Linked DNA regions of Homo sapiens: all the other regions are linked to region 1. A link is a contact called in ENCODE Hi-C or POLR2A ChIA-PET data. All regions are on one chromosome and are shown on one strand. The core of a region is the stretch at or near the end of the contact, and the rest is flanking DNA. Distances in the headings are between cores, read along the strand shown. Region 1 overlaps LOC105369905 (a long non-coding RNA gene). Region 2 overlaps LINC01619 (long intergenic non-protein coding RNA 1619). Region 3 overlaps LINC01619 (long intergenic non-protein coding RNA 1619). Region 4 overlaps LINC01619 (long intergenic non-protein coding RNA 1619).

Region 1 (2,944 bases), core at 128-2,627:
ACAACAAACACCTAATTCTCAGAGTTCCAGAGACTGGAAAGGTCAAGATCAAGATACCAGTACATTTGGTGTCTTGCGAGGGCCTGTTTCCTGGTCCGTAGATGGCTGTCTTCTTGCTGTGTCCTCAGCAGGTGGAAAAAGAGCTAGCTAGCTTTCTGGGGTCCCTTTTATAAGAACACCAATTCCATTCATAGGGGCTCCACTCTTATGACCTAAATACCTCTCAGAGGCCCTACCTCCCAATATCATCACATTGGGGGTTAGGATTTCAACATGTGAATATTCAGTCCATAGCACCTGCAGAAGGATCTACCTTTAACAGTTCTCTGTTGTCAAATGAATATGGTGTGAGCTACTTACAGGCACATAAGGTACTTTCTAACCTGGCCCCAGCCCTGGTAAGAAACAGACTGGCATAGGTAGTTTGAAGAGAGATTAATAGAAGGACTACAAAGATGTAGGTGGACTCTAGAGAAACTACGAGGGATAGTAATGTGGAAAGATGGGAGGAGGTGCCTGCCCCCCGACCGCAGGCCTAAAGTGGTGGAAAGGAGGAAAGAGAGAGGCTGTGTGGAGAGGGCCCTTGCTGAGACCTTCAGGGAAGGAATGCAGCCAGCTCAAGGCCACCCTGACCCCTCTCCTCTCACCCTTACCTGCGCCCTATTTACTGAATCCAACACAGAGGGAAGATATTGAGGTGGCCCACACAAGCAGCTTTCCATGACACAGAATTGAATAGAGAAGGGTAGTGGACCTGGAGAAACCAACGGAAGATATTCAAACCAATCTCTTTCCAAATTTCTCATTCATTCATTCATTCACTGATACTTTTATTTCTTCATTCAACAACTTCGATTGAGTGCTGTGTCAGGAACTGACTAGGATACTAGAGATACACCAGGAACAAGACAGTTGGTGTCCTGACCCTGATGTCTCATGCTACCTTCCAGAGAAGCAGGTAAAAAACATGGTGAGAGGTAAAATAATTACAGGTCACAATACATTCCTAGTGATAGATGCTGTGATGGGGAATAACAGGGGACTTGCATCAGGGAAAGTGGCCATGGATGATCTTCCTGAGGAGGTAAGACCTGAGGATAGAGAAGGGATTGGCCATGAAAATAGGTTGGGAAGAATATTCTACAAATAAGAAGCAGAATGTGCAGCAGCCCTGAAGTAGAACTCTGCTGTGGTGATCCAGGCACAAAAAGGAACAAGTGTGGCCAGGGTTGGGAAGTAAGAGATGGGCTCGGGACGGTGGGCAGGGACCGCCCCCTGCCAGGCTCCACCAGCTACAGTAAGGAGCTTGGGCAATGACACGTCCTTGAACCAGGGCATTTTGTAAACATCCTTCTGAACTGCTCACCCTGCCAAATATTGTGGCTTTCATGTGTCATGCCTCTGTGCCTTTGCGCATGTAGTGCCCCTGCCTAGAAACTCACCCCCTCTCTTCTACCAGACAGTTACTCATCCTGTGTGACCCAGTTTATATGTCATTTCCTGTGCGAAGCCTTTCTTGGTCTCCTCAGTCTGTCTCAGTCACTTCCTCTTCTGTGCTCCCTTAGCACTTTGTACATGTCTCCCTGCTTTGTCACTATTTGTTTACTGATCATCCCTCTCTCAGGACAGTGAACTCTTTGAAGGCAAAAGCTATTTTACGCTTCTTTGCATCCCTACCCTACTCCACCTCACACCCCCAAGCCCTTGAAGAACTGATACCATGTTCATCTTTGCATCCTCACCCTACTCTTCCCCCAACCCCTAGTTCACCTGGCCCAGGGTGTGCCACGTTAGTAACATCCAAGAATGCATGCTGCATGAATAAAGTTGCAGAAAATAGACCTCCCACTAATTCTGACCTTCAATAGCAATAATACCTGCCCAGAAGAGGCTACCAGTGAATTGTGATGTTTTAAAGCTTCCTGAGCATATAAGACAGCTGCTGGAATCCACTTAAGCAATTAGAAGTTAGATGTTCAACTAGAGTTTACAGGATGCCTTTAATCTATAAAGGATAATAATAGGTAACATTTATTAAATGCTTACTGTATACCAGTCTATTCTAGCAGCTGCACTAGAATGTATTCATTTAATCTTCAGAACAAAACTCTGAGCTGTTTACTCATACTAACCTACTTTACAGATGAGGAAACTGAGGTACAGTGGGGTTAACTGATTCAATGAGGACCACACAGCCAGTAACAGGCAGGACAGGGATTGAGACCCAGGTAGTCCAGCTCCAGAACCCAAACTCTTTTTGCGTGTGTGGATAATTTTTTTTTCTTTTGTTTTTTTGTTTGTTTGTTGTTGTTCCTGTTTTGTTTTGTTTTTGTTTTTTTGAGATGGAGTTTCACTCTTTTTGCTCAGGCTGGAGTGCAGTGGCACAATCTCGGCTCACTGCAACCTCCGCCTCCCGGGTTCAAGCAATTCTCCTCCTCAGCCTCCTGAGTAGCTGGGACTACAGGTGGACACCACCATGCCTAGCTAAGTTTTTGTATTTTTAGTAGAGACAGGGTTTCACCATATTGGCCAGGATGGTCTCTATCTCCTGACCTCGTGATCTGCCTGCCTCGGCCTCCCAAAATGCTGGGATTACAGGCGTGAGCCACCACGCCCAGCCACTTTTTTTTTTAATTTATTTTTTAACTTTTAGTTTCAGGGTTACATGTGCAGGTTTGCTCTATAAATACACTGCATGTCAAGGGAGTTTGGTGTACATATTATTTCATCACCCAGGTAATTACCATACTACCCAATAGGTAGTTTTTTGATTCTCACCCTCCTACCCTCCACCCTCTAGTAAGCCCCAGTGTCTATTGTTCCCTTCTCTGTGTCCATGCATATTCAATGTTCAGCTCCCAGTTATAAGTAACAACATGCGGTGTTTGGCTTCCTGTTCCTGCATTAGTTCACTTAAGACAGTGGCCTCCAGCTCCATCCATGT
Region 2 (2,944 bases), core at 231-2,730, 560 kb before region 1:
TGACTCTTTTAAATATGTTTTATCTGTATTTTATGTTGAAAATATATCTATCTAACTGCTTTCTTTTTATATGGCCCTAACCATGTCTCACTCAGAAATAGTGTCCCTTCATTCTAATGTGACTTCTTCCTAGTGTTTCACCATGCGGTGAATGAAGAGGGGTGCTGGAAATGTCCCCAGATGTTCTAACATACTTGCCAAAGCTGATTACAGCATTTTTGTTTAATTAAAACAAACTTACATGACATATTTCTTTTCATAAAGGTAGTTTTTGTTTAATTGTAGAAAAGTTAGAAGATACAAATAAGGGAAAACAAGGAGAAGAAGGGAGAGAGGGAGACATGAATGAAGAAAGAGAAGAAGAAAGGAGGGAGGGAGGAAGGGAAAGAGAAAAGAAGACTTGCAGAGAAAACTTATCATCCCCAGAGAAGCCATCATTAGCATCTAAATGTTCAGCTTTTCAAAGCCCCCACCCCTTTTTTTTAACTATATATGGTGGGGTTATTTTTACAAAAATGTGATCATAGTCTTTTTTTTATTTTTATTTATTTATTTTTTTTGAGGCACGGGGCTGGCTCTGTTTCTCAGACTGGAGTGCAGTGGCTTCCTGCAGCCTTGAACTTCTGGGCTCAAGCAATCCTCCCACTTCAGCCTCCAGAGTATGTGGGACTACAGGTGCATGCTGCCACCACACCTAGTTCTTTTTTTTTAGTAGAGACAGAGTCTGCCCAGGCTGTTATCAAACTCCTGGGCTCAAGTGATCCTCTCGCCTTGGCCAACCAAAGTGCTGGGATTACAGGTATGAACCATTGCACCTGGCTGAATCATACTTTTATAACTTGCTTGTTCCACTACTCCATATATCTAAATTATTAAATATTATTTCTACTAAATTCTTAATACTAGGAGTTCTTAACCTTTGAGTGATAGACAGGTTCCTGTTTAAATCTCTTTATATTACATGAAAATGTTGAGCATATGGAGATTTTTCTAGGGAGATGGTTCACAGCTTTTATTGAGCTCCCCAAGGGTGCCCACAATCAAAAATTTTTAAGGCCACTGTTTTACACCCTCATTTTAAATGGTAAAAATAGATATATCTGGAAGAGATATAAACAGACACATATCATGATTTTTTTAACCAAATTCTTGTTACACATTTAATTCCATCCCACTTTTGAACTATTATAAACAATATGCAGTGAACTTAGCTTTTAAAACTTTAACTACATAACTATTTCCCGTGATACTGGCAGAAATGACATTGCTGGGAATTTTTTCAGTGTGAAGTAACACAGATTGACAAATTGTCACAGCACTTAACAAGTGACTTTTTACACCATAGAACCCACCTTGTTCAGATACTACAGCTAGAACTGTATCATGAGAGAGCCACCCTCCTGCACATACTGCAGGAAGGAGCAACATTTCCTGCATTTGTTTGGTTTTGTTACCGACTTGCCGCCCTGCCTGCCACTTTGAGGCACAGTTGCAGCGCCTCTGTTTACATTTTTGGAGGACACGTGGACAAGCCCAGGCAAAGCCGAACAGCACACGGTACATCAATCACACAAGGAACATCTGCTGATTCCCTTGGGGGAAACAGAATGATTCCGAGAGTTGGGGCACTGCCAACGGGAAATTCACACAGATGAAAGCAACAGAATTCATGCTTGCAGTTTCAAGGGGGTGGAGGAAGGAGGAGAAAGAGAGTGGGTAAGCAGCAAGGTGAAATACAGGGTTCCCCCCCGAGTCTCACTTGTTACATATGAAAAGGTTTAAATCAGTGTTTTAAAATATCGGAACTGGAAGTTGTGAAAGCAAAACTATTCTTTGGTTTCAGATGTATTTTCATCTAGAGACCTTATTAAGGAATTTGCTAGAATAGTTTTAGTGACCCAAAAATAAATATTGATTGGTTCTGTATGTATTTATAAAAGTATACCTGGTCTGGGGGATCTGAGGCTACTGGATCATAAGAGAGTACAATGAAACCAGAGTGTGCTAACCTGCACATCTTGAAGGACTAACATCTTCCAGGTTTGCTGTTGTTTACGTGCTGCCTGTGAAAAGCAGAGTTTTGAGTGTTTTCAGCACCAAAGTCCCCTCAAAGCAAAAGAACAAAACCATCAAGATGTTATTGGTAATTCATAATCTGAAGCTGAGCATATAAGAATTTGTCTTTTTTAATTGTGGATACATTGAATTTGGGCTCCCAAATGGTGTTCTTATGATTTCAGTTTTTCTCTCAGAGAAAATACTGTACCAACAAGCCCTGTCAGAAGTCACCTCCAAATGCATGGAATACCAGGAATGACCCCTCCCTTCCTTCAGATCTGATATTTCCTTGGCAAGCACTTTTTCTCAGACTATCTTGCCATCGAATTTCTATACCGCCTCAAGATGACACTTTGTCTAGCAAAAAGTGATGCAAAGCTCTTTTGCAAAAGCCCCTCAAATTAATACACCTTACATATTTTCACTAATAAAACTTTCCTTGGAAGCCCCATATGTGTAATTATGCTTTCACAGATGTAAACAACTAAAACACAAGAAGATTAAATGATCTCTCTGAGATGACCTAGCAAATCATCCACCAAATGCATGATGTCTGACAACTTATGACATACAAATGCTTACACTGACAACTCGCCCTCATCCTTGTTTCTGTGCAGAAAAATAAGGGAAATCGTTTACTGGCCCAGAAGACCTCACGATGGCAAATTCAATCAGATCCTCATTAACCAGATCAAAATGAGGCCTGACAGAGTCTTCATTAGATCTACAAAATCCTGTTCGTTTTAGCTCTGAGTCTCCTGACTTGTCCGTGTCATCATAAATTGGTTGTTTTGAAGTCAGAGAGGACAAAGTGCTTGCAGATGATGGTCACCCTGCCTGACCTATAAGGACAAGGTTCTGTTAGAAAAAATGAAACAGTGCAGCA
Region 3 (2,944 bases), core at 133-2,632, 540 kb before region 1:
GTTTGAGAACAGCCTGGTCAACATAGCGAGACTCCATCTCTACGAAAAAGATTTTTTTTTTTTAAATTAGCCGGGTGTGGTGGTACACACCTGTAGTCAGTCCTAGCTATTCATGAGGCAGAGATGGGAGGATAGCTTGTGACCAGGAGTTAAAGGTTATAGGGAGCTGTGACTGTGCCACTGCACTGGGTGACAGAGCAAGACCATTTATCTAAAAAGTAAATACATGAATTTTCTTTTTTGACTAAATTAGCTCTTAATTGGTTTCTGTTACTTATAGCCAAAGAACTCTGACTGATAGATGTCTTTATTTTCTATCTTTCTACATTAAACGTGTTTTGTCTTTATATTCAAAATAAATAAGGAAATGAAAAATTAAAGATCCAGTCCTAAAATAGTAAAATATATGGTCAGAAATGCATGTGACTATAAGAAACCTGGATTAGATGTGTAGCTTAATCTCTACTAATCCATGACTGTTTCTGGTAAGTCACCCCACTCTGTGTTGTCATTCCATACTAACAGCAGATCAATGGCATTACCTTCATATACAGACAGGAAATATTTTGATCTGTGTTTCTAATAAGTTTGTGGCCAACAAGACCCTATCAAAGCAAGGCGTGGCTTATACTGGAAAATAAATGCATTCATTTGGTCAAGTGATCCATTTGTTGAATGCTTTCTTCACTCCATTCAGTGGGTATACAAAAATAAATGGTACCCAGTTTCTGTTCCTGAGAAATTCCTCACCATATTTTGAAGCAAATGCACAGCAGATAAATTGCAAAAAGATGTGGTAAGTGCTATTACAGAGATATGAACATAAAGCAGAAAGGAAAGAACCGTCAGTTTAAAGATTCTAAATACAAGAAAGAAAATAACAAAAGCCTCAGCATTAACTGTTTTAACTAAAAAGTATGTTATAGCCAACAGTGAATATATGCTTATTTGCAAAAAGGAAGATCAAGCTGATGAGAAAGCATGCGAAGTTTGCTATTATCCTTTCAGTGGCAAAAGCATATTAAAGGCTATGATTTTCATTTCTTTTAAAAAGTGCATCTAATAAGTTAAAGATAAAACTTTAATTTTTAGTATTAAATCCCTTTAAAACATTGTAATGACCTTGCCATCAACCTATTTTAATAAAAGAAATTCACCATCAGCATCCCCTCCTACTCAACTTATTTAGTATTTATTTATTTCCAAAATCCAATCCCCATTTTCTCAGTACCCAGAGTACTGAAGTAATGAAGTCCCACTGAAGGACCCACCTAGATTCTGTCTCTTCACCAAGTGTAGGGTAAAATGGGTGGAGTTCTCCTAAACGTATCTTTACATCATTCTACGCCTATTATGGGTTTCTTTCTCACAAGACATGATCTGATACCTGCCTACACCAGAATATTGACAGAGGCGGTGACTCACTCTGCCACCACTTCCAGGTAACATGTTTACATTTAGACTGAAGCCTTCTACAGAAAATATCTTAACTGAAAGAAAGAATAATGACCCTGTTCGTGGAAGTTTTGAATATGATAGACCAAAAACAAAATAAAACATCAAAAAATCTAGACCCAGAGAGTCTAACTCAGTAATTCTGATGAGAGGTCTTAGAAAAATAAATCCATCTGTATAAAAATTTTTAATATTCTCCTTTCTTAGAAGATACTAATATTGGGAAAGAAGTTTGGATATTTAAGGAATGATTAAATAAATAAACATTTCATCTTACCCCGAAATAGCCAAATAAGCTCCAAGCAAAAATCTAGCCCAGGAACATACACACAGAGATGCTTCCGGGACAGGCCACATGTGAAGCTGTTTATGTCTTATGACCTCTACTTTCCCTGTCTCTGCCCTTCCAGGGTCAACTCCAATCCTCACAGGAGCAATTTAGAAATAATGACAGAGGATGAACTTTTTTTTTTCTGAACTAGTTTTTTTTGTTGTTGTTTATTTCTTAAAAAAAAAAGGGATACATGTGCAGAACTTGCAAGTTTGTTACACAGGTATACATGTGCCATAGTGGTTTGCTGCACCTATTGACCCGTCCTCTAAGTTCCCGCCCCTCATCCTTCATCCCTCAACAGACCCTGGTGTGTGTTGTTCCTTTCTCTGTGTCCATGTGTTCTCATCATTCAGCTCCCACTTATGAGTGAGAACATGCAGTATTTGGTTTTCTGTTCCTGTGTTGGTTTGCTGAGGTTGACGGCTTCCAGCTTCATCCATGTCCTGCAAAGAACATGATCTCATTCCTTTTTATGGCTGCATAGTATTCCATGGTGTACATGAACCACATTTTCTTTATCCAGTCTGTCATTGATGGGCATTTTGGTGGGTTCCATGTCTTTGCTATTTTAAATAGTGCTGCAATAAACATATGTGTGCATGTGTCTTTACAGTAGAATGATTTATATTCTTTTGGGTATAAACCCAGTAATGGGATTGCTGGGTCAAATGGTATTTCTGGTTCTAGATCCTTGAGAAATCGCCATACTGTCTTCCACAATGGTTGAATTAATTTACATTCCCACAAACAGTGTAAAGTGTTCCTATTTCTCCACAGCCTTGCCAACATCTATTGTTTCCTGACTTCTTAAAAATCACCATTCTAACTTGCAATCAGATGGTGTCTCATTGTGGTTTTGATTTGGATTTCAAAATGATCAGTGATGTCGAGCTTTTTCTCATATGTTTGTTGGCCGTGTAAATGTCTTCTTATGAGAAGTGTCTGTTAATATCCTTTGCCCACTTTTACATGGGGTGGCTGGCCATATTACCTGAAGTAATTTATAGATTCAATGCTATTCTCATCAAACTACCACTGACATTCTTCACAGAATTAGAAAAAAACTATTTTAAATTTCATATGGAATTAGAGAAGATCCCACATAGCCAAGACAATCCTAAGCAAAAAAACAAAGCTGGAGGCATCATGCTACCT
Region 4 (2,944 bases), core at 118-2,617, 520 kb before region 1:
AATACATCACTTCACAGTTTCCTCAAAATAACTTTGGGAGGTAGGGACTATTATTATCTTCATTTTACAGATAAGGAAATGGAGACACAGAATGCTAACCAACTTGCTCAAGGCCTCACACACAGACATTTAGTCACACCTCTGATAAGTCAGGAGCCAGGATTTGAGCCCCAATAATGGATCCAGAAGACTAACAATCTCCAGAAACGGAACCCATTCTGTACTCTGACAACACCGGACACTGATGTGAAAGATTAAATCTATGCTGGTAAGAAGAACTACAAGAGCTTTGATTCAACATTTTATGCAGGCCTAGATAATTATTTGTTGTAGGGAGACTGTTCTGTGTGCTATCACATGGTTAATGGTGTCTCTCTGGTCTCTACTCACTAGATGTCTCATATCCCAAGTTGTGACAATCATAGGTGTCTTCAGACATTACCAATGTCTTCTTGGGGGAAGGAGACAGAGGAGCAAAATCACTCCCAGTTGAGAATCAGTGACTTAATGTACTACAATAAAACTCATTATTCCACAGTGTAGCACTTTTTTCAAAGCCCAGTGAAATTATGGTATCATTTCTCAAAGTTATTTACAGAAGTTCCTCAAATACTTTTATTCAGCATTTCCATGGGGACTTGTTTGCAGCTACCCCTAAAGATGAGATTGTTCTAGAAGTGGGTAGAGACTGAGAGGGGAGGTAAAATAGCAAAAATGACAAAAGAAGACATGAGGTGTTTAATCACCCTCTTTTTCTTAGGTCAGGGCTATGCTGCCTAGGGCCCTTGTGTTTCCCTAGATTTGAAACATCAACAGACTGCAGGGCCCTCTGGGCATATCACAGCTTCTGCCATGGCTCCTAGAAGCCTTTGAAGCTGACAAAAAAAGGATGGAAGCCACTCTCATCTGCACATGCTATTTTTGCATATGATGCTCCCTCTGCCTGGAACACTTCACTTCCACCTTCCCTTCATCACTTTCAGTGGTAACCCCCAGGCCTATTTCCTTGGTAAACGTTACCTTCAGAAATAATCATGTTTGTTCATTGACTTATCTGCTGAATGTCTGACTTCTTCACCACTCCCCAGTTATCGCTAGAACGGAAGCTCAATGGAGCAGTGACCCATAACTCTATTTCTAATTCCTAGAGAAAAACATGACTGATGCATAATATATGTTCAATAAATATGTGTTGAATTAATTCACTAATCCTAGACCCTACCTTATACTATTTAAGCTTTTTACATGTCTCTCTCTGAACCACAGACAAACCATTCATGAAATGATCTTTATGGGGAAGGCATGACAAGAGTCAAAAGGAAGAGTCTTAAGAGATGAGTCGCTGAACATCATACTATTGTAAGCCTGAAGGGGTGGTTTGGTTTAGGCAGCCCAGTAACCCTGGAAAAGACTTGCAGACAAACTGTTGTCTGTGTACCAAGATCTTCCTATCCTAGTGTGGGAACATTAGTCTCTATGTGACTCAGCAACTTTTTGCTCCTACTGTGCACTCCACCCTTGTTATTCCTTCTTGTGAAGATATCTTGGGACTTTGCCCAACTGACTCCGTGCTCACACTTCATTGTTTTGTCCTCTCTTCTTTCTCATTCAGGAGCTCTCTTGGGAATAGAAGATTTCATGTGGGATGAAGAGAAACACAAATGTAATAGAAAAACAAAACTGGGAAAGGAAAAAAATGTTTTTGAGTGAAACTATGAAGTGACTATAGGTTGATTCATCAGTAGAAACATATGGAAACACTTATCTCAAAATTCAGTAGTTATGAAACTTGAAACCCGCTTCAATATTTTATTCAGAGTTATGTATTTGACCTTCAGGAATTCCATGTTAAGTTTCTGCTCAAAGACCAAGGAAACATCTAATTGATTGATCAAAAGGTTCATAATTAGATCCATTTTTTTCCTGAATCCATATTGGAGAAACAAGAAATAGATGACCTAAAAAAAATCCTTGAGTGGATGTCTCACCAGCCAGGAAAATTCCAAATAAAGTTTGCTTTGTGTCCAAGGGCTGAAATGAGGTGACTGTAATAGAAGTGATAGCAGGGAGCAGGTTGCTATTCTGACCTTGGTCTGCTCAGACTGCTGTAAGCATGGCCATCATTATACAGAAGGTCCAGTCACATCACGTGGGCAGAAACTAGACATTAACTTCAAGTTTTCTTTCCAGTTTTTATTTCTAATATGCCATTCTTCTCCTGGTATAATGACATAATAGCACATGAATGGACTTTACTTGGCAAACCAATGATTCCAAAAATTATTTTCAAAAGTTACACAGTAACCATAACCACAGTGTTCCATCACCAGGACAATATAACTTCAAGTCTCTTTGGCAACTCCATGAGGGGAGGGGGAGGATGAAGGAGTAATCACCTTGTTCTGCAGTTTCCTAGTCAGGCACCTAATATTCTCATTCTACTCAGTCTGTCTGTCTCTCATTCTCTCTCTCTCTCTCTCTCTCTGTCTCCTCTCTCCTCTTCCTCTCTGATCAAATGAGTTACTCTTGCCTCCTCTAAGGTCTTTAGATTCTGTTGCGATCAGAAAACAGGCTTTGGAATCTCTGCTTCAGTACCTTCATCTGAATATTAAAAAAAGGAGCAAAGTACCAACTGTCAGCCTATGTTTATAAAGCAAACTATCTGAGAAAATAATAGAAGTTTATTGACATAGACAAAACAGGCTACATATAGTGGCTCTGATATATTAAATATTTTTATAGTGTACTCATATTTAAACATAGTCAACCAAAAGCCAAAGGTCTTATTAATTAAGCAAAAATCAGAAAGCATATTATTAAATTTTAGTGTGACAAACACCATAACACAGGAAGGTACCACAGGGATGAGATTCAGAGGATTAATTGGGCAAAGAGATCTAGAAATAAACTTTATTTATTTATTTATTTATTTATTTATTTTGAG

Evidence for each region. Hi-C counts contacts between places; a loop is a spot of excess contacts on that map. ChIA-PET counts read pairs that join two places held with the same protein, here RNA polymerase II (POLR2A). Pooled maps may share reads with other maps.
Region 2: a loop to region 1 is called in a map of CD8-positive, alpha-beta T cell, with 1.8 times the contacts of the local background. The contact joins two enhancer-like sites. A Hi-C loop is called at or near these places in 1 of 168 maps with a recorded cell type or tissue (CD8-positive, alpha-beta T cell), 3 of 37 single-sample maps with no recorded cell type and 8 of 50 pooled maps. POLR2A ChIA-PET finds 5 or more read pairs at or near these places in 2 of 52 experiments (activated CD8-positive, alpha-beta memory T cell and activated T-cell).
Region 3: a loop to region 1 is called in a map of vagina, with 6 times the contacts of the local background. The contact joins two enhancer-like sites. A Hi-C loop is called at or near these places in 1 of 168 maps with a recorded cell type or tissue (vagina) and 6 of 50 pooled maps. POLR2A ChIA-PET finds 5 or more read pairs at or near these places in 2 of 52 experiments (activated CD8-positive, alpha-beta memory T cell and activated T-cell).
Region 4: a pooled map shows a loop between it and region 1 (3-fold over the local background). The contact joins two enhancer-like sites. A Hi-C loop is called at or near these places in 6 of 50 pooled maps. POLR2A ChIA-PET finds 5 or more read pairs at or near these places in 2 of 52 experiments (BJ and GM10248).

Annotation. Positions count from the first base shown.
Region 1 is chr12:92,592,579-92,595,522 of GRCh38, forward strand. The region is part of intron 1 of LOC105369905 (a long non-coding RNA gene); the gene reads left to right. Among named protein-coding and RNA genes, the nearest start is that of PLEKHG7, 110 kb to the right of the region's middle. RefSeq lists enhancers at 682-1,881, 1,121-1,220. Within about 2 kb of position 1,378, at least 14 of the 41 ENCODE cell types and tissues checked have a DNase peak (open chromatin) inside an H3K27ac peak, as active enhancers do; they include CD8-positive, alpha-beta T cell, where a contact is called at or near this core.
Region 2 is chr12:92,033,536-92,036,479 of GRCh38, forward strand. All of the region lies in intron 1 of LINC01619 (long intergenic non-protein coding RNA 1619), which reads right to left. Among named protein-coding and RNA genes, the nearest start is that of LINC01619, 110 kb to the right of the region's middle. RefSeq lists enhancers at 1,438-1,732, 1,456-1,765. Within about 2 kb of position 1,481, at least 27 of the 41 ENCODE cell types and tissues checked have a DNase peak (open chromatin) inside an H3K27ac peak, as active enhancers do; they include CD8-positive, alpha-beta T cell, where a contact is called at or near this core.
Region 3 is chr12:92,054,674-92,057,617 of GRCh38, forward strand. All of the region lies in intron 1 of LINC01619 (long intergenic non-protein coding RNA 1619), which reads right to left. Among named protein-coding and RNA genes, the nearest start is that of LINC01619, 87 kb to the right of the region's middle. Within about 2 kb of position 1,383, at least 3 of the 41 ENCODE cell types and tissues checked have a DNase peak (open chromatin) inside an H3K27ac peak, as active enhancers do.
Region 4 is chr12:92,076,889-92,079,832 of GRCh38, forward strand. The region is part of intron 1 of LINC01619 (long intergenic non-protein coding RNA 1619); the gene reads right to left. Among named protein-coding and RNA genes, the nearest start is that of LINC01619, 64 kb to the right of the region's middle. RefSeq lists enhancers at 797-1,996, 1,345-1,639. Within about 2 kb of position 1,368, at least 9 of the 41 ENCODE cell types and tissues checked have a DNase peak (open chromatin) inside an H3K27ac peak, as active enhancers do.